2 separate regions of the Homo sapiens genome follow, and region 2 is linked to region 1. The links are chromatin loops, found by intact Hi-C in ENCODE. Cell type or tissue: endothelial cell of umbilical vein. All regions are shown on one strand. Links, peaks and the distances in the headings refer to the core of each region. The heading gives the core; the rest is flanking DNA.

Evidence for each region. A loop is a pair of places that touch in the nucleus more often than their neighbours do. Peaks named below come from ENCODE experiments on the same cell type or tissue, not always from the same donor. Only the 100,000 strongest peaks of a DNase experiment are listed, where the experiment ranks them.
Region 2: it touches region 1 in a loop (5-fold over the local background); 16 of 110 quality-filtered maps call a loop at or near these places.

What each region holds. Positions count from the first base shown.
Region 1 is chr3:47,376,770-47,385,887 of GRCh38, forward strand. It overlaps PTPN23 (protein tyrosine phosphatase non-receptor type 23), which reads left to right and starts at 4,252. Exons shown (of 25, transcript NM_015466.4): 1 at 4,252-4,411. The coding sequence starts at 4,328. It overlaps PTPN23-DT (PTPN23 divergent transcript), which reads right to left and starts at 4,723. Exons shown (of 1, transcript NR_185912.1): 1 at 2,323-4,723. RefSeq lists enhancers at 3,638-4,315, 3,825-3,884, 4,055-4,274, 4,316-4,991. In endothelial cell of umbilical vein, for the core only: no CTCF peak of the experiment used is centred there; DNase peaks (open chromatin) are centred at 4,142 and 4,742; H3K4me3 peaks cover 2,342 bases; H3K27ac peaks cover 1,952 bases.
Region 2 is chr3:46,699,777-46,708,894 of GRCh38, forward strand. It overlaps TMIE (transmembrane inner ear), which reads left to right and starts at 1,616. Exons shown (of 4, transcript NM_147196.3): 1 at 1,616-1,804; 2 at 6,014-6,131. The coding sequence starts at 1,712. RefSeq lists an enhancer at 6,637-7,394. In endothelial cell of umbilical vein, for the core only: a CTCF peak has its summit at 5,409 (motif pointing right); a DNase peak (open chromatin) is centred at 5,445; H3K27me3 peaks cover 710 bases.

The sequences.
Region 1 (9,118 bases), core at 839-8,838:
CTTTGATGCCTTTCACACCAATTGCCCTTCATGTCACTGTGACCCTGTGTTATGGGCTAAATGTGCCCCCTCCATTACTCCTCATTTCATGTTTGAAGTCCTAACCTCCAGTACCTCAGAATGTGACTGAGTTTAAAGGCAGGGTCACCAGGCCCAGGGATAAGATGGCCATTAACAAGCCAAAGAGAGAGGCCTCAGAAGAAACCAACTCTACTAATACCTTATCTCAGACCTCTAGCCTCCAGAACTGTGAGGAAATACATTTCTGCTTAACCTACTCAGTATGTGGTACTTTCCTATGGCCACTCTAGCAAATGAATACACCCTGGAACTCACAGAATACTTTATTTCTTTTGTTGTAGTTCAACTCCAGAAGCACCATGTGGGGACAAGGTGTTCCCATTCCACCTCGGGAGTAGAGGCCAGGGGAAGGAAAGGCAGTAGGGCCAAAGCTATCACTGTAGGAAGCTCATGAGATAGGGACCCATCTGCCCAGCTCTCCTGAATCCTGGAGCCTCGCCAGAGCTCCCTCTTGCATCTGCAATTCCACCTGCCTGGAATGCCCATCTCTATAGGTCTTCTCTGTCTTGCAAGGCCCAATTTAGGGCTTCCTACTTCTCCCCTTCCTCTCTCACTTCCTGTTCCAGCCCATACTGAACTGCAACAGCTTAATCCTGACCCCTTGCTGGCCTCAAGTTTGGGTCCTGGGCTGTCTGTGTCCTGTGGCCAAGCAGCCGCCTGCTTCTTTGCTCAGTAATGCTATGATGTAGTCTCCCAATTCCCAGCCTGCTCTGGACTCAGCTGTTGTGCCTAGGTCTTGCAGCTCCCTCATGGCTGACCACTGCCTCACCATCAGAAAGCCCCAAGGTAGGCTGCTTTATGCTTTTGTATTTTACTTACTACAAATTGTGTTCGGGCAGTTTTGCAGGTTGTAGGCCTTCCCATACTTTCTTTCTTGTGTTTGTTTTGAGACAGAGTCTTGCTCTGTCACCCAGGCTGGAGTGCAGTCGTGCAATCTTGGCTCACTGCAACCTCCACCTCCCAGGTTCAAGCGATTGTCTTGCCTCAGCCTCCCTAGTAGCTGGGACTACAGCCACACGCCACCACACCCAGCTAATTTTTGTATTTTTAGTAGAGGTGGAGTTTCACTATATTAGCCAGGTTGGTCTTGAACTCCTGACCTCAAGTGATCCGCCCGCCTTGGCCTCCAAAAGTGCTGGGATTACAGGCGTGAGCCACCATGCCCAGCTTTGCCCAAAATTTCTCTATCTCTGTCCAGGTGACCTCAAGATGGTCTTCCAGGCTGGGCGCAGTGGCTCTTGTCTGTAATCCCAGCACTTTGGGAGGCTGAGACAGGCAGATTGCTTGAGCCTAGGAGTTCAAGACCAGCCTGGGCAACATGGCAAAAACCCATCTCTACAAAAAATACAAGAAAAAATTAGCCAGGCCTGGTGGCACACGCCTGTACTCCAGCCACTAGGGAGGCTGAGGTTGGAGAATTGAGTGAGCTCAGGAGGCCAAGGCTGCAGTGAGCCGACATCACACCATTGCACTCTGGCCTGGGCAAACAGAGCAAGACTCTGTCTCAAAGAAAAAAAAGTCTTCCAGAAACAAGCTCTTCTAAGATGCTGGAAGAACTGGCAAAATTTTTCTTTCTCTTTAAATAAATTATTTGCAAGGTCTTATATTTTATTTTTTTTAAACTGTGGTAAAATATACCTAACAAAGTTTACAATTTTTCTTTTTTTTTTTTGAGACAGAGTTTCGCTCTTTGTTGCCCAGGCTGGAGTGCAATGGCACAAATCTTGGCTCACCGCGACCTCCGCTTCCCGGGTTCAGCGATTCTCCTGCCTCAGCCTCCCGAGTAGCTGGGATTACAGGCATGCACCATCAGGCCCGGCTAATTTTGCATTTTTAGTAGAGATGGGGTTTCTCCCTGTTGGTCAGGCTGGTCTTGAACTCCCAAATCAGGCGATCCACTCGCCTTGGCCTCCCAAAGTGCTGGAATTACAGGTGTGAGCTACCGTGCCCAGCCACAAAGTTTACAATTTCAAGCATACAGTTCAGTGGCATTAAATTGTTCAGATTGTTATACAGCCATTAAACAGTAACTCTCCATTCTCCCCTCCCCTAGCCCAACAGACACCATTCTACTTTCTGTCTCCATAACTCTGACTAACTAGGTATCTCAGATAAGCAGAATACAGTATTTGTCCTTTTGCAACTGGCTTATTTCACTTAGCATAATGTCTTCAGGGTTCATTCATGTTGCAGCATGTAACAGAATTTCATTCCTTTTTAAGGCTGAATAATATTCCATTGTATGTACACACATCATCTTTATTCATGCATCCATCCATCACTGCATGGATTGCTTCTCTTTTGGCTACTGTGAAATGGTACTGCTATGAACATTCATGTAATTTCATTTTCTTCTGCTCTAACTCCAACTGGAATGAAGCTAGGCCCTTGACTAAGTCTTGAAAGGGTTTGAGGTCTCACAACAAAGGGACCTGGGCTCTACCTTGTGGGTGAAGCCTGTCTTAGAATCCCAGATCCCACCCACATCCCACGGTCTCCATAATTTTTCTTTTTCTTTTCTTTTTTTTTTTTTTAACACATGGTTTCACTTTTGTCGCCCAGGCTGGAGTACAATGGCACAATCACGGCTCACTGCAACCTCTGCCTCCCGGGCTCAAGGTTCCTCCCGCCTCAGCCTCCTGAGTAGCTGGGACTACAGGCGTACATGAGCCACCATGTCCTGCTAATTTTTATATTTTTTGTAGGGACGGGGTTTGGCCATGTGGGCTAGGCTGGTCTTGAACTCCCGGGCTTAAGCGATCCGCCCGCCTCGGCCTCCCAAAGTGATGGGATTACAAGCGTGAACCACCGCACCCGGCATCGTGGTCTCCACATTTCATCCAGAACGAGTCAAAGGCCTTGACCTCGAGCTTAACACGGACCTGAACCTTTGCTCTTCCCTTGTTTTCCCTTATCAGTAAACAGCCCCACAGCCACCCACCTGCACAAGCCAGAAGCTTGGAAATCATATTCGACGTCCTCATGCCCTTACATCCATCCATTCCAAGTTCTGATACTTTTGTCTCCAAAATATTCCTCAAATATTTCTCAAAGTGGGCAAAATATTTCTTTGCTCACTTTTTACTTCCCTCTGCTCCAAGCCACAATCACCTGTCTCCTGGAAGACTACAAAAGGCTCACTGATCTCCCAGCTCGCACTTTTGCACTCACTATCTCCAGGCCATTCTCTGTTATTTCTATTGTTACTATTATTATTTTGAGACGGAGTCTCGCTCTGTCGCTCAGGCTGGAGAGCAGTGGCAAGATCTAGGCTCACCGCAATCTCCGCCTCCCAGGTCAAGCGATTGAACCTCCAGCCTCAGCCTCCCGAGTAGCCTATTATTTATTTCTAAAAGTAGGTGATACAGCCATATGATTTAACAATTCCTGCTCTATAGGTCCCCTCTCCAGAGGCAACAGGTGCTCTCCATTCCGTGGTCTCCTTCCAGATACTGTGGGCGTCCCTGGGTGCTCACCTGGCCGTATACCTTCCCCCACCCACTTCCCCACAGGGCCCGGGGCCTCCTCACTCCGCTTGAGACCCTCCATCCAGGCGCTCCCTCCCTATCGTCCGTCTCCCTTGGGCACTGCCCGGCCTCCCAGGCTGGGCTGAGTAGGCCAGTCTCCGGTCAGTGATTCTGTTCCAAAGCTCGAAAGCCTTCGCAGCACTGGGACTGAAACCCCCAGCTCTCAGCCCCGACTCCTTCAGGCCAGGTGCTCCCTCCGCACCCTCTCTAAGGCCCGTTTTCGCGTCATCTCTTTCCAGCGGCCCGCCCGCCACGTCATCTCTACCACAGCACCAGTCCTCCACGGCTCTTGACAATACGTGGGAGGGCAAGTTCATAGGTGAGGTCTCATGCTCTTCCTAGGAGGGAGGAGCGCGGCGGGCGGGACCCGCAGCTGGGCTTGGCCCGGGAGCGGGGAATAAGCTCGCTCCGCGCCTCTCAGTTTAGTGGATGAAGACTACTATCCCAGAAGCCGTTTCGCCTCGGGCTGGCGAGCTCCTCCCCGCCCTACTCCCTCCGCGCGAAGAAGACTGAGCATGCGCAACAGGGACAGCGCCTGCGCAAAAGACTACGCGAGCGGGTGGCTGGGTTCACTGCAACTCCCGGCAGGCCGCTGGCATTTTTCATTCCCTCCCGTGACCAGTGACTTCCGGCACGAAGGGGCGGGGCTGGGCTCGTGGCTGAGCCAGCAGCTGCAGCAGCTACGGGAGTGGCCGGGTGGCCGGCGGGTGCCAGCCGCCATGGAGGCCGTGCCCCGCATGCCCATGATCTGGCTGGACCTGAAGGAGGCCGGTGACTTTCACTTCCAGCCAGCTGTGAAGAAGGTGAGCTTGCCTTCCATCTTCCCCCCTATCCGCCGCGTATCTCCGTCGTCTGCAAGCGCGTGACGCCCCCCTGCGCGCCCATCACCTCCTCAGGCCCGGTCGCAGGGTCCGGTGAGGCCAGGAGGGGCCTTCGCCGGTTTTCCTCAGCCTGTCCCACACCCCGGCGCCCGCAGGCCATTCTTCTCCTCCCCGATAGCCCCGTGCTAGCACCTGCATCTTCATCTGAACCCGGTTCCCGACTTCTGCCCCGAGTCATCCGCTGTTCCCACTGAGGCAGCACACTTCCTCCTTCTGACGCTCGGACCCAGTTCTGCCCCGCCCCTCCTCCATGCCAGGACCGCCCCGCGCGGGAGCGGTGGGCGGCCCTGACCGTGCGGATTCTTTTGCTGCGCCCGGCCCTCGGTGCGCTGTCAAGTCCACGCCCGCCTGGGACAGACACTGGGGATGGCTCAGGGGCGTGTGTTTAAGACGTGAGCCCCGGTGGCCCAGGGAGATGCCCGACCCCTGCGGTGAGGGTTTGTTTTACAATTGCTGCGATTCTGTATGGTCTCCCATTCGGGAGTCTCTTTGGACCAAACAATACAATCCCACGACATTTTTAGGAGGGTTACTGCTTTTCGTAACCGACTGGAGGGCATAAACAGTGTTGTAGAGCTCAGAGAAATCTTACTGTGTTGGAAGAACAGACGGGCAGGTTTGGCGTTGACTAAGGCAAGGAACTTCTGTGGAGAGGTTCAGGTGTGGTGATTGAACACAGGTGCCCTCCGAGACATCCGCTGTATTGGTAGCACTGAGGGCTAGAGCAGAAATGAAAAGGAACAACCAGGAGGCCGTCGCAGGTGGGGGGCCTTGTGGGCTTAGCACAGCAGATGCCAGAGTAAGCCCCAATCTAGATGGTGCACCACTTAGCGAGACGCTTGGGAAGACAAATAGGAAAAAGAAAATGGGTTTGGAAGTAGTTTCCCAAGAAGCTGTCTCCCCTCTAATCGCCATACACCATTGCCTTAGTTCAGACAGTGTTTGAGTCCATCATCTAGCCTCTTGGGGCCAGGAAATGAGGGTAATTGATCCAAAATTCTAGAATTTTGTTAACGGTTATCCAGACGTTGCTCTCTTCTTCATCTGCTGTTTCTTTTTCCTACCTTTTTTTTTTTTTTTGAGACGGAGTTTCGCTCTTGTTGCCCAGGCTGGAGTGCAATGGCACGATCTCGGCTCACCGCAACGTCAGCCTCCCGGGTTTAAGCGATTCTCCTGCCTCAGCCTTCCAAGTAGCTGGAATTACAGGCATGCGCCACCATGCCCGGCTAATTTTGTATTTTTATTAGAGATGGGGTTTTGCCATGTTGGTCAGACTGGTCTCGAACTCCTGACATCAGGTGATCCGCTTGCCTCGGCCTCCCAAAGTGCTGGGATTACAGGCCTTCATCTGCTGTTTCATACAAATACAATTGGATGAATTTTTCTAAGACACAACAGAACTCCTGTTTTCTTTTTCTTTTCTTTTTTTTTTTTTTTTTTTTTTTTTTGAGACGGAGTCTCACTCTGTCACCCAGGCTGGAGTGCAGTGGCGCAATCTCAGCTCACTGCAAGCTCCGCCTCCCGGGTTCACGCCATTCTCCTGCCTCAGCCTCCCAAGTAGCTGGGACTACAGGCACCCGCCACCACCCCTGCCTAATTTTTTGTATTTTTAGTGGAGAGGGGGTTTCATCGTGTTAGCCAGGATAGTCTCGATCTCCCGACCCGTGATCCACCCACCTTGGCCTCCCAAAGTGCTGGGATTATAGGCATGAGCCACCGCGCCTGGCCAAAACTCCTGTTTTCTGTTTTACAGAATAGATCCGGTATCTTTTTTTTGGAGACGGAGTCTTGGAATAGAGCCAGTATCTTTAGTTTTCCATTAGAGTTCTTCCAGACTTATCCCACTTCTTTCAGCATTTATTGAGTCCCCACTGTGTGCTTCATCTACTGTGTGCATCTGATAGAGGTACCCTAGATTCTGTTCTCAGTCACTTGCTGTTTCCTTACCATACTCTGTTTCCTCTTCTGTGCCGTTGGTCATGGAATTCCTCCTGCCTAGAAGAGGTCTCATTTTGCCCTGTGGGGTGGTGAGGTGCCCTTCTTCAATCTCCGTGAATTCCATTTTCTTGTCTCCCATCCAACTTTCAAGGTCTACTTAAGCTCTCCTTTCTGCAGAGCCTTTCTTAATCTTTCTACCTGGATTAATCTTTCTCTTCTCTTAATTCCTTAACTCTTTTCATCCTTTCCCTGGTGACAGTTATGTATGCTGTGTTTTAACCCCCCTGTTCAAGTGTGTGTTACCTGAGAAGCATCTCTGTGTTCCCCAGAGCCTAACAGTGTACCCTCTACATAGTTGGCAGTCAGAAAAATATTTCTCAAATGATTGAATTACAGCTGAGCGGAAATTTAGAGATGGTGACCATAAATATATGGGAATGCAGTAGATAAAATCTTGGCCCAGAAACTCCTAGGAAGTATTTTTGTTTGAACTTAGCCTTTGCTGCTCTGACGATTCACACCGACCCAAAGGGTATTGTGTGACCAGTGACTTCCCTCCATGCACCTGGGCCTCCAGGAGAGGAGTTGCTCATTAGCCCTTTAGCCCGAGGTGGTATCAGATATGAAACAATTACTCCTATAGACACTGGAGGAGACTGTGCAGACACCACTGCAGCCTGGGGACTCTTCCCAACCTGCACCCCCTTCCCCAACTGCAGAGCCCCTTCTCTGCCTTCTGCCACTGGCACCCTTGTCCTGCTTTATGCTTGCTCTGAGCTGTGGGAACCTCTGCCAGTGAATTGGAGCTGAGGGTTAGAATTTAATTTAGAATAGAAGGGTGAAAATTGGTTCTGTTTACATCAACTGGTTAAGTACTATGCTGAACCTTGATAAGCAGACAAGTAAGAGACAGCCTTTTTTTTTTTTCAAGGAATTCATAAAGGAAATTTAAAAATTATAGTGATGACATTAAGAGTAGAAGTATTTGTAGGCCGGGTGCGGTGGCTCACGCCTGTAATCCCAGCACTTTGGGAGGCCGAGGCGGGCAGATCACGAGGTCAGGAGATCAAGACCATCCTGGCTAACACGGTGAAACCCCATCTCTACTAAAAATACAAAAAATTAGCCAGGCATAGTGGCGGGTGCCTGTAGTCGGGAGGCTGAGGCAGGAGAATGGCGTGAACCTGGGAGGCGGAGCTTGCAGTGAGCCAGGATCGTGCCACTGCACTCCAGCCTGGGTGATAGAGCGAGACTGTCTCAAAAAAAAAAAAAAAAAAAAGAGTAGAAGTATTTGCAGTGTATAGAAATACCAGCCTGAGGAGGGGCCATCAGGGAAGGCTTGCCAGAGATGGATTTTAAAGGATGAATAGGAGTTTTCCAGACAGGTAAAGGGGTTCGTTGTTTGAGAGGGCTGGGCTTTTGACAAATCTTTCATGGTGGCTAGTATTGATTTTCACTCCCAGTAGACAAGCCTTCCATTATGGCATAATGTGAAATAGAAGCCAGAAAAACAGGATGGTTTTGAACTGCAGTGGCAAACTTTAGGTTAGGATATTGGACCCGTGTGAATTTTTTTTTTTTTTTAGATGGAGTTTTGCTTTCGTTGCCCAGGCTGGAGTGCAATGGCACCATCTTGGCTCACCACAACCTCTGCCTCCCGGGTTCAAGCGATTCTCCTGCCTCAGCCTCCCAAGTAGCTAGGATTACAGGCATGTGCCACCACGCCTGGCTAATTTTGTATTTTTAGTAGAGACGGGGTTTCTCCATGTTAGTCAGGCTGGTCTTGAACCCCCGACCTCAGGTGATCTGCCTGCCTCGGCCTCCCAAAGTGCTGGGATTACAGGTATGAGCCGCCACACCCAGCCAGACCCACGTAATTTTTTAGTGGGGAAATGCTGCTGGCCTTGCATCTTCTTAACTTGTGCTTTGGAGGCCAGAGTGCTGATTCACTGGAAACTGATGATGGATGACTCTTGTCCTCTTTATCAGTGAGTGATTTGGCCTCAGGTATTTCTGTTTGAAGTTCTTTATTCTTTCTGGCCCAAACACTTGCCCTTAACCAGCTGTACTTGAGCTCAAGTCCAGCTTACTTGGACTGAGCTGTTACGTTCATCCCTGATTCATTCATTGAACAAATAGTTATTGAGTGCCTGTCATGTGCCAGCCCTGGGTACAGTGGTGACAAAAACCTGTGTCTTGGCTGGGAGCAGTGGTTCTAACCTGTAATCCCAGCACTTTGGGAGGCTGAGGCAGGTGGATTGCTTGAGTCCAGGAGTTTGAGACCAGCCTGGCCAATATGATGAAACCCCATCTCTACTAAAAATACAAAAATTAGCTGGGCATGGTGGTGCGTGCCTTGTAGGCCCAGCTACTTAGGAGGCTGAGGTGGGAGGATCACTTGAACCCAGAGGTGGATGTTACAGTGAGCCAAGATCACACCACTGTACTCTAGTCAGGGCGACAGAGTGAGACCCTGTCTCCAAAAAAACACCACAAAACCCTGTCTTCATGAAACTTACCTCCTAGTAATCTACACAGTAACCCTCATCCTCAAGTGCAGGTGTACATCTGGCTGGTAGCCACCCTGCCTGTCACTTGGCTTCTCTTCATCTCCCATCCTCCCACTCTGGCTGAGTTGATCTCTAAATCTCTACTTTCCCATCAGGCTGCTCATGGCCTGTCCCCAGCTTG
Region 2 (9,118 bases), core at 749-8,748, 680 kb before region 1:
AGCTGTGATTGGGAGCCTGTAAGCAGCAGAGCACTGCCTGTCCTGCTAAGGAGAGCCAGCACTCCCATATTCATTAATTCATATCATCCTCACATCAATCATGGGAGTCTCACCCTCCCCATGCCATGGATAAGAAACAGAAACAGAGGAGTAATGCTTTGCTCAGTGCATTACTGACAGGCTCACTTAGTCCTCACCCTGTCCAGCCTCCCTGACCCCATGTCCCGAGGGTGACCTCCCTGACTGGTCAGTGTGGCTTTCCCTAGCCTGGCCTGTGACCAGCAGCATGAGGAAGTGGGGATTGGAGTGCTGCAACAAGTGATTTGGATTTTAGCAGAGTTCCTGTTTGCCTGGCCAGGGCATGCCTGGGGAGGACTGGGTGGCCCAGCCCACTCAGTCCCCAGACTTTACCTCCCACTGTTGAGCGTTTCCTCGATGGGTCTCCTGGGCTGCAGTCCTTCTCCAACAGCTCTCGTTTTCCTGCCTGGCTGTCATCTCCGGGCCCTGACACTGGCAGGTGACCGCAGGTGGCCCTCCGCTCCCTGCTGCAGCCTGCTGTGGTCCTTGCCCATTCATGGCATGTCCAGGCCAGAACCTCACAGGGCTCTGGAGCCACAGGGTCTCCCTGGTTCTCAGGGCAGGCCTTGCTGGGCCATCCCCAGCCTGCGCAGGCCTTCACCAGTGCCCCTGGTGATAAGGGTTCCAGGGGCCCAACACCTGGGCTGCTTCTCCTAACACTCAGCAGCAGGAGATAAATAAGAATAGAAGGAAGGAAGAAAAGGAGGGAAGGGGAGTCTACCAACTCCAGGCCTCCCCACTCCTCTTCCTAAGTCTTCAGCCCCCACCCAGGTCTCTACATCTCCTCAGAACCTCCCTCTGTCCCTCAGTTGTCAAGGCTCAACATGGGGTCAGGGCCAGAGTGCAGTGTGGGTCAACTTCAGCATGAGGTCAGGGTCCTGGCTTAGACTGAAGTCAGAGTCAGTGTTCAGGCTGGGGCAGAGATTGAGGGCAGCCAGGGTCAGAAAATGGTCCTCCAGCCCTTCCAGGGACAGCCCACTTCTGTCCTGTGGGGCTGAAGATGCTGGCTTCTTCTGGAACCCTCCATAACACTGCCGGCTGGCAGCTCTGACCATACCATCCCCTGCTCTCCAGCTCTGGTGTCCAGGGTGACCAGAGCCGCCTCTGGGCAGGAAGCCAAGCCAGAAAGCCCAGGACATCCCTGAGCGCCTGTCACCATGGCAACCTGCCCGCTCTGCCCCCCCCCCAAACTCAAATCCAGTATATTTTTCAAATCCAGCATGACAGAATGGGAAGGGCCTCCTAGATCAGCAGATTCCAGTCCCACCCCCTTGTCCCAGATGGAGAAACTGAGGCCCATTTGCAGAAGGGAGGGGGACCTGTTGATTAGGGACCTGGCCCCAGCCTGTCCTCCCTCCCGCCCACCCCCACCTCAGTGTCCCTGGGGATGCGGAAGGTGGGGGCAGGGAGGGGGAGCCTGCGGCCCGATCTCCCGGGAAGGAGGGGGCGGGCCCTCCACCGCAGCGATGGCGGGGGCGGGCGGCGCGGGAACCTGACACCGAGGATGAATAAATGATGCTCGCTGACTACCCGTGGCCAAAGCCCGTGGCCACCGAGCGCCGGCTGGCAGGGGCAGTGACCGGCGGCCGGCCCGTTCGTCCCTGGGCTCCGCAAGCGGCGCGGTGGCACGAAGATGGCGGGGTGGCCGGGCGCGGGTCCCCTCTGCGTGCTGGGCGGCGCCGCACTCGGGGTGTGCCTCGCGGGGGTTGCCGGGCAGCTGGTGGAGGTGAGGCCGCGGCACGGAGGGACTGGGGAGGCTGTCACCCTCCAGGCAGGGGGCTGGGGGAGAGGGGACGCCTTTTTGATCCGGAGCTTGTTTGATCCCTTACTCTTGCCCTGAGAGATCCAGTCTCCCGGGCGATGCAGCCCTGCCCCAAGCCCTGCCAGGCTGTGAGAGAGACTCAGCCCCACTCTTAGGGTCCCTGGTCTGATGGAAGGGCACAGTACCCGATTTCTGGAACATTAGTCTGACGGGGGAGACTCACCTTGACCTTAGGGATTCCCAGCCTGACTTGGGGACACAGCCCTGCCCAGACTGATGGGGGATACTGGGCCCCCATCCTCCAGCCTTTGGTCTCACTGGCAGGGAGGTGCACAGCCCTGGGTTTCCTGGACCTCTAGTCTGATGGAACAGACCCTGAATTTAGGGTCTTCTGGAGGCAACAGCCTCTATCTCCAGAGATGTTCCAGGGACCCCTGTCTAATGGAGGGGGAGACATAGCCTTAAGATGGAGACGAGGGCATTCCAAGTTGGAGGGTGGGGGCAGCAGGATGAGGAGACCCTTTACAGAGAAGCTATGTGGAGCACTAGGTCCAGAGGGGCAGGCAGGGCAGGACCTAGGGACTGGGAAGTCTGACTTGGTCCTGGTGATAACCGGGAGCTTTAGAAGGTTTCTGCTCAGGGACAAGTCATGATGAGTTCTGGTTTGGAAGGAGGGTAAATTGGGAGCAGGCACACAGTGGGAGAGGTGGGAGGAGCTGCTGAGATAGCACAGAAGCTGGGGGAGAGCCCTGGTGGAGAGCCTGGCTGGGGCCAGGAAGGGTGGGGCCATCTGTAGCCTCCCTAACCCCCTTGTACCCCACTCCTGCGGAGCCTGAAAGGGGAGCCAACGAGGGAGCTGGCAGACCAGACCTAGAGTTCTGAATTGTGAGGCCAGAGGGAGAAGGCCCAGGAGCCAGGGCCAGGGAGGAGCAGGGGATGGAGGCTGTGCAGGCAGGGGCGGACCAGAGGGAGCAGGAAAACAGAAATGCAAGAGGCAGTGAGAGGTGCCCAGGGAAGTCCTGAGGGGTGGGGGCTTGGGGACAGTGTGGGATAGAGAGGACAGAGCCATGGGGAAGTTGTTATGGGGGGACACAGCCCTGAACTGGAGGGTTTGATGGGGACATAGGGACAGAGCCCTGGACCCAGATGTAGCCTGTCCCTGCTGTTGCCCAGAGGGCATGACCACAAGGCTGGGCTAGAGTCAGGTGTCAGCTCCAGTGTCCCTGTAAGGGGAGCTATGCTGGCTTGAGCCCTGTGAGGCGTACTTGGGCCCCTCACAGGCTGCCCTGAGGCCTGGGTACAGAAACTGAGCTGGCCTAGGTGCAGACAGAAAGCTGGGGGTGGGGGTTAAGTCAGTTCTCAGCCAAGGACTCTTCTCCCTCACCCCCAGGAACTCATCTTTTCCCAGTTCTAGGGAAATTGCATTTGGAGGCCATCTGCCTGACATCTGCCTACAGTCTGAGCAAGGCCTTAGCTCTTCCCTCACGGAAGCACCAAAGACATGGGCAGGGCTGGGGGCCATGTCACCACCCACCTTAGCCCTGTGTGGGTCACCATCACCCTCCATCAGCCCGTGAGGCTCTGAAGGAGGTGGGGACCTCCATGCTCCAGAAATCAGACCCCAGCAGGGCCCAACATGAGGAGAAGACCAGCTGTCATCTGCTGCCGTCCACCCAAGACCCCTATCAGTAAGAGTAGGCCCAGCTCCACCCACATCAGGGCTGGGGCAAGAATGTGTAGGAAGTGAGCTGCCTTGGCTCAGAACCTGAGAACTTTGCCATGGCCCTCAGAGTCTTCCAGTCATACAACCAGCCGGGCCAACACATTGAGCCTTAGAATTAGGGCAGCTGCCACCATCAGGGCCCTAACCCTAATGGCACAGACATGTCCCTGACCACACCCACATGCATGCCAACCACACATGTGCCCAACCTCACACATGTTCCCCAACTTTATGTACATGTCTGACCCCACACATATATCCAGGGGAAAGTACTGAGGAATGGTGTCTTCTTGTCAATAGCTCACCCTGGCAGGGAGAAAAGAGCCTGAGAATCAGGTACCAATCCCAGCCCACAGATCCTCTGGGTTACCTGGGACAGGTTGCTGATCCTCTCTTGAGTTCTGCAACCCACGCTGAAGGGTGGCATTCACTAGATGAAGAAGCGCCTGGCTCATGACAGATGCCTAATCCATGTTTACGGACCTGGGGGAAGAAGGGCTGGATGGTCGAACTACAGGTTGCCTTTCTTCTCAGAGAACCAGAAGGGACTTCTCGTGTCTGTCCTTATTTAGTAATCAGTGCACAACATCTCGCTCATATGCCCCAGGGTTCTCTCTCCCTCAGAGGACAGACCCCTCTCCCTGTCCCTCAGCCACACTAAGTGACAGACATGGGGTCATATCCATCTCTGGTCAGGGACAGATCTTACTCAAATTCTACAGTGTGGGTCCATGTCCCTTCAGACCTAGGCAGGACTGTGTCCCCTAGACACCCAGGGTAGAGCTGTGTCCTCTAGACACCCAGGGCAGGACCGTGTCCCCTAGACACCCAGGGTGGACCATGTCCCTAGACACCCAGGGTGAAGCATATCCCCTAGACACCCAGGGCGGACCATGTCCCTAGACACCCAGGGTGGACCATGTCCCCTAGACACCCAGGGCAGGACCATGTCCCTAGACACCCAGGGCAGGACCATGTCCCTAGACACCCAGGGCAGGAACATGTCCCCTAGACACCCAAGGTGGACCATGTCCCTAGACACTCAGGGTGGACTATGTCCCCTAGAGACCCAGGGTGGACCATGTCGCCTAGACACCCAGGGCAGGACCATGTCCCCTAGACACCCAGGGCAGGACCATGTCCCTAGATGCCCAGGGCAGGACCGTGTCCCCTAGACGCCCAGGGCAGGACCGTGTCCCCTAGACGCCCAGGGCAGGACCATGTCCCCTAGACGCCCAGGGCAGGATCATGTCCCTAGACACCCAGGGTGGACCATGTCCCCTAGACACCCAGGGTGGACCATGTCCCCTAGACACCCAGGGCCAGGGTCATGTCCCTAGACACCCAGGGTGAAGCACGTCCACTAGACACCCAGGGTGGACCATGTCCCCTAGACACCCAGGGCAGGACCATGTCCCCTAGACACCCAGGGCCAGGGTCATGTCCCTAGACACCCAGGGTGAAGCATGTCCCCTAGACACCCAGGGTGGACCATGTCCCCTAGACACCCAGGGTGGACCATGTCCCCTAGACACCCAGGGCCAGGGTCATGTCCCTAGACAGCCAGGAGCAGGGTTGTCTCCCCTCAGACCTGGGCAGAACTATGTCCCCTAGACACCCAGGAGAAGGGCTGTGTCCTCTCAGACCTGGGGCTGGGCCATGTCCCTTAGATATCCAGGATGAGGCCATGTCCTCTCAGAACTGGGGCAGGACTGTGTCCTCTAGACCCTGGGGCAGTGTCCTATCCCCTCAGTCCCCCAGGGCAGGGTCATGTCCACCTGGAAAGTGGGAGTGTCTGGCTGTGCTCTATTCAGGCTTGCTACAGCCGCACTTCTGCCTTTTGGCCTCCAGGTGTCGCCACAGCACTGCAGACCTTTTATTTATCCAGTGCCTGTCCTGTGGACACTCTGGGAGAGTCTTCTGTTCAGAGTGACTCCTAGTAGGGTAGGCGACCAAAGGAGGCCACCTGGCAGGGGTCCAGGCCAGCTGGCAGAACTATGTGGCCCAGACTCCTAGCTCCACACCCCACCCTCACTGGGGAGATGTGAGAGCAAAGCCAGTTAGCCAGCACCCCCCAGGCCTCGCCTTGTCTCTGGCCTTGGTCCTGAGACCCCATCTGCCTGGGTGGAGCCCAGGACTGGAGTAGGAGGGTGTGTTCATAGGGGCCTTGAACCTGGCCAGGACAAGCCATCCACATTTGCTCCTCCAGGCCTTGGTTTCCCCAAGCATCAACCACCCTCCCACTTCAAGTACCTGGCTCTGCTCAGTTCTCTTGCTCTAAATCTGGAACTTTCCAAGGTCTAGGGTGTTGGTAGTGCATGCTTAAGAGAGTTGATTCTAGGAGATTCTGATATGCTTGGGCTGAGTGTTTGCTGAGACCTGGGCCCTTCTCAGCTGGTTCCAGCCAGCTGGCCTCTGCCTAACTCACTCCCCTCTCTCCTGACCCACAGCCCAGCACGGCCCCACCCAAGCCCAAGCCGCCTCCGCTGACCAAGGAGACAGTGGTGTTCTGGGACATGCGCCTGTGGCACGTGGTGGGCATCTTTTCGCTCTTCGTGTTGTCCATCAGTGAGTAGCTGTTCCCTTCCCTCTCCACCACACTGCAGTGGGAACACAGCACCCCCTGCCCCCCAGAGGGCTCAGAGCAGCAATTCCGGGCAGTGCAAGTAGGCCAGGCACCCGCAGGAGACCCGCGGTGGTTTCTGGCACCTCCTGATCCACACAAACTCCCCGTGGAGGGCTGACAGGCCGGTGGTGACCTGAAGTATTCTGCAGGACCCAGGGAGGTAGCCACATGGCAATTATGGTAATTACAGGGAACTCCACTGAACCAAGGACTGGGACGAGGACGTGTCATTTTTCCCTATGGCTGGCCTCCTGATGCTTTTCCTGCAGTTTGGCCAGCTTAAAGGCCCACACCCAGGGGCCCCAGCAAGGCCATCCTCCACTAGAGGCTCCCCAGACACCCAGCAGATGTGGCTCCCAGGCTTCAATCCCTGCCTTGTCAAATACCATTTTCCGGGAGTGACTCACACCCGCCTCAATTAAAAGCAGGAAACCCATTCCTCTCCTGGGCTCTGGGAGCTTCTTGATGCAAAGTCGCAGCAGAAATGGGCTTGGCCGGCTCCCCTTAGCCCTCCCCTCAGAATGGAGGTCTGGAGTTGGGGAAGGGGACAGAAAGGCACAGGAGACAGAGGCCAAGTGGGGAGGCTGCCATGGCACAAAGCAGTCTGACAGAGGTTCCCACGAGGCAAAAGCAGAGTGGGGGGGAATGTAGGAGGTAAAGGGAGAAGCAGCCCACTCCCCTGCAAAGGCATCACAGAGGAGGGTCCTCTGAGGAGGAGGGTCCTCTGAGCTGCAGACCGGTGGGAGGGTAGGTGGGGTTTTGCAGGAGGGAAGGCTGGAAAGGCATTCCGGGAGAGGGGATGTGAGCAGAGGCTGGAGGAAATGCAGCCTCACGCAGGGTCTCAGATGAACCCAACTGGACATTTGCTGAGTGCACCCTGGGTGGGGAGGCAAAAGCTGCACTTCGTCCCAGCCGGAGCTGTCCCGGGATGAGGTGCCCCAGAGAGCTGGGTGGCCCACAGAGAGCCCACCCAGATGTGAGGGGCTCCAAGGAAGACGTGACATCTGATTTGCACGTGCTTCTCCTGGCACCAGAAGTGCTGTCCCAAGAGAAAATATCTGCCCTGCAGAAAATCCCCGCCCCCCATCTGAGCAAGAGCCTGTGCTTTGTTCCCAGCCGAGGCTGAGAACCAGTCAGGCATCTTTGTGGAGGCCCCACAGACAGATAGGTGTGCCTGCAGCCTCAGCCAGGTGTCCAGAGAGGGAAACAGCCCGCTGCAGGGCTCGGGGGTCATCTGCCCTACAGGAGCCACAGGCACAGCCTAGGATGCAGGTCTACGGAGCAGCAGGGAGAGCACTGTGGGCCTCAAGACACAACAAAGGTGCCTGGGGCCACATGAGAAAATTGCAGTGTCAGACCCCAAGCGGCACTTGGACATCAACCACACAGACCATCTCTAACCCCATTTCCTAGAAAGGGTAAAGGATAGTCCCAAGACACCTGAGCAGCAGGCAGCACTTGTTACCTTCCATTGCCGGATCTAGGCAGTGGGGGCAACACAGCTCCCTCTCCTGGGGGGAAACATTTTTCCTGCTTCCCAGTCTGCCTGGGCTGTTATTGGAGCATCACCCCCAAAGCCCTGCAGGAAAAGGGGCTGGGGCTAGATGGGGTGCCCCTGGAGGTCTCCTCCAGCCCCAGGGACTTATATCCCAAGCCCCTGCCTGGGCCCTGGAACTTGACCCAAAGCTCTTTGCATCTCCCCTTCTTTGAAGAGAAGCAAACAGGCCAGGCTGTGCGGGGCAGGCCTGAAGTGAGGGGTGGTGTTTGAGCCCGGCTCTGGCTGCCGTCAGTGGCCCACTGAGCTCCTTAGGAAGCCCCAGCCTCCCGGGGCCTGGGACCAGCCTGCATGGAGCCTGAGTGGGCATAGTCCCAAGGAGGTTCCTGGTGGGGTGGCTAGAAGAGGTGGCCTAAGCCGGGAGGGTTAGGATTGGGTACCAACTTCGAGTCTCAGGCATGAACACAGGTTCTGGAGAAATCCAGGACCCAGCTTCTTGGATAAGGCCTGCTGTCTGCTCAGGTCCACCCCTGGACAGTCGGATCTATAGCTGGGGCCCTTGTGCAGCACCCTCCTCCAAGTGTATGCCTGGATGCTATTGGCTCCCCAATTCATTCACTCTAGTCCAGTCCTGTTCCCAACAGCAAAGGCTTTGAGATCATCCCATTCATTCATTCATTGATTTTTTTCTTTTATTCTGAGCCTGGGTGAGACCTAGTAGGACCACAATATTTGTCTGAAGGGGTTCTGACTTGGTTGCATAAAATGACCCCAGAAGGTACTCCAGTCCAGGCTACATAGATCTGATCCATCTTCCCCAAAATAGACCTGGTTAATCCTCCGTGGGCCCTTCTGCCCCCAGGAGTCTGCCAGGAAGTTATGTCTGGTCATCTGATTTATAATAGGAACCAGCTCCATCCCCTCCTCTAGGGCTGGGGCCAAGGTGGTCAGGCTGTGGGGGCCTTAGGAAAATAAACTCAGTCCAGCCAGGTCCTGGCAGCCCTAACCTGCCCTACCCATCCCTAGACAGGCCAGCTCCATGACCTGGCCCAACTGGCGTGGGTGCAGCTGCCCTCAGCCGGAAAACCACTCCTGAAATAACTCCGTCTGAGGTGAATGCCTCAGGGCAGGGTCTGTGCCCTCTCATGGGCTCCCGCCCTAGCCAGGGAGAGCCCAGGGATGTCCTCAGGGAGGCTGAGGAGGACATGCAGAGCCACGTCCTCTCATGACTGAGGCAACTTTGGCCTAGCTCTCAGTGGTGTGGGAAGGAGAAGCTAAGTTGCACACCCGGAGGCCTGGGTTGGAAGTGCTGGATGGCCCCCAGGAAGCTATGGCTTAAGTCATGGTGCAGACCTCTGCCTTACCCTCCAGTGACTCTCAGTCTAGTCAGAAAGACCCTCAGGACCAGGACTGGTGACATAATTTAGCCAGGGT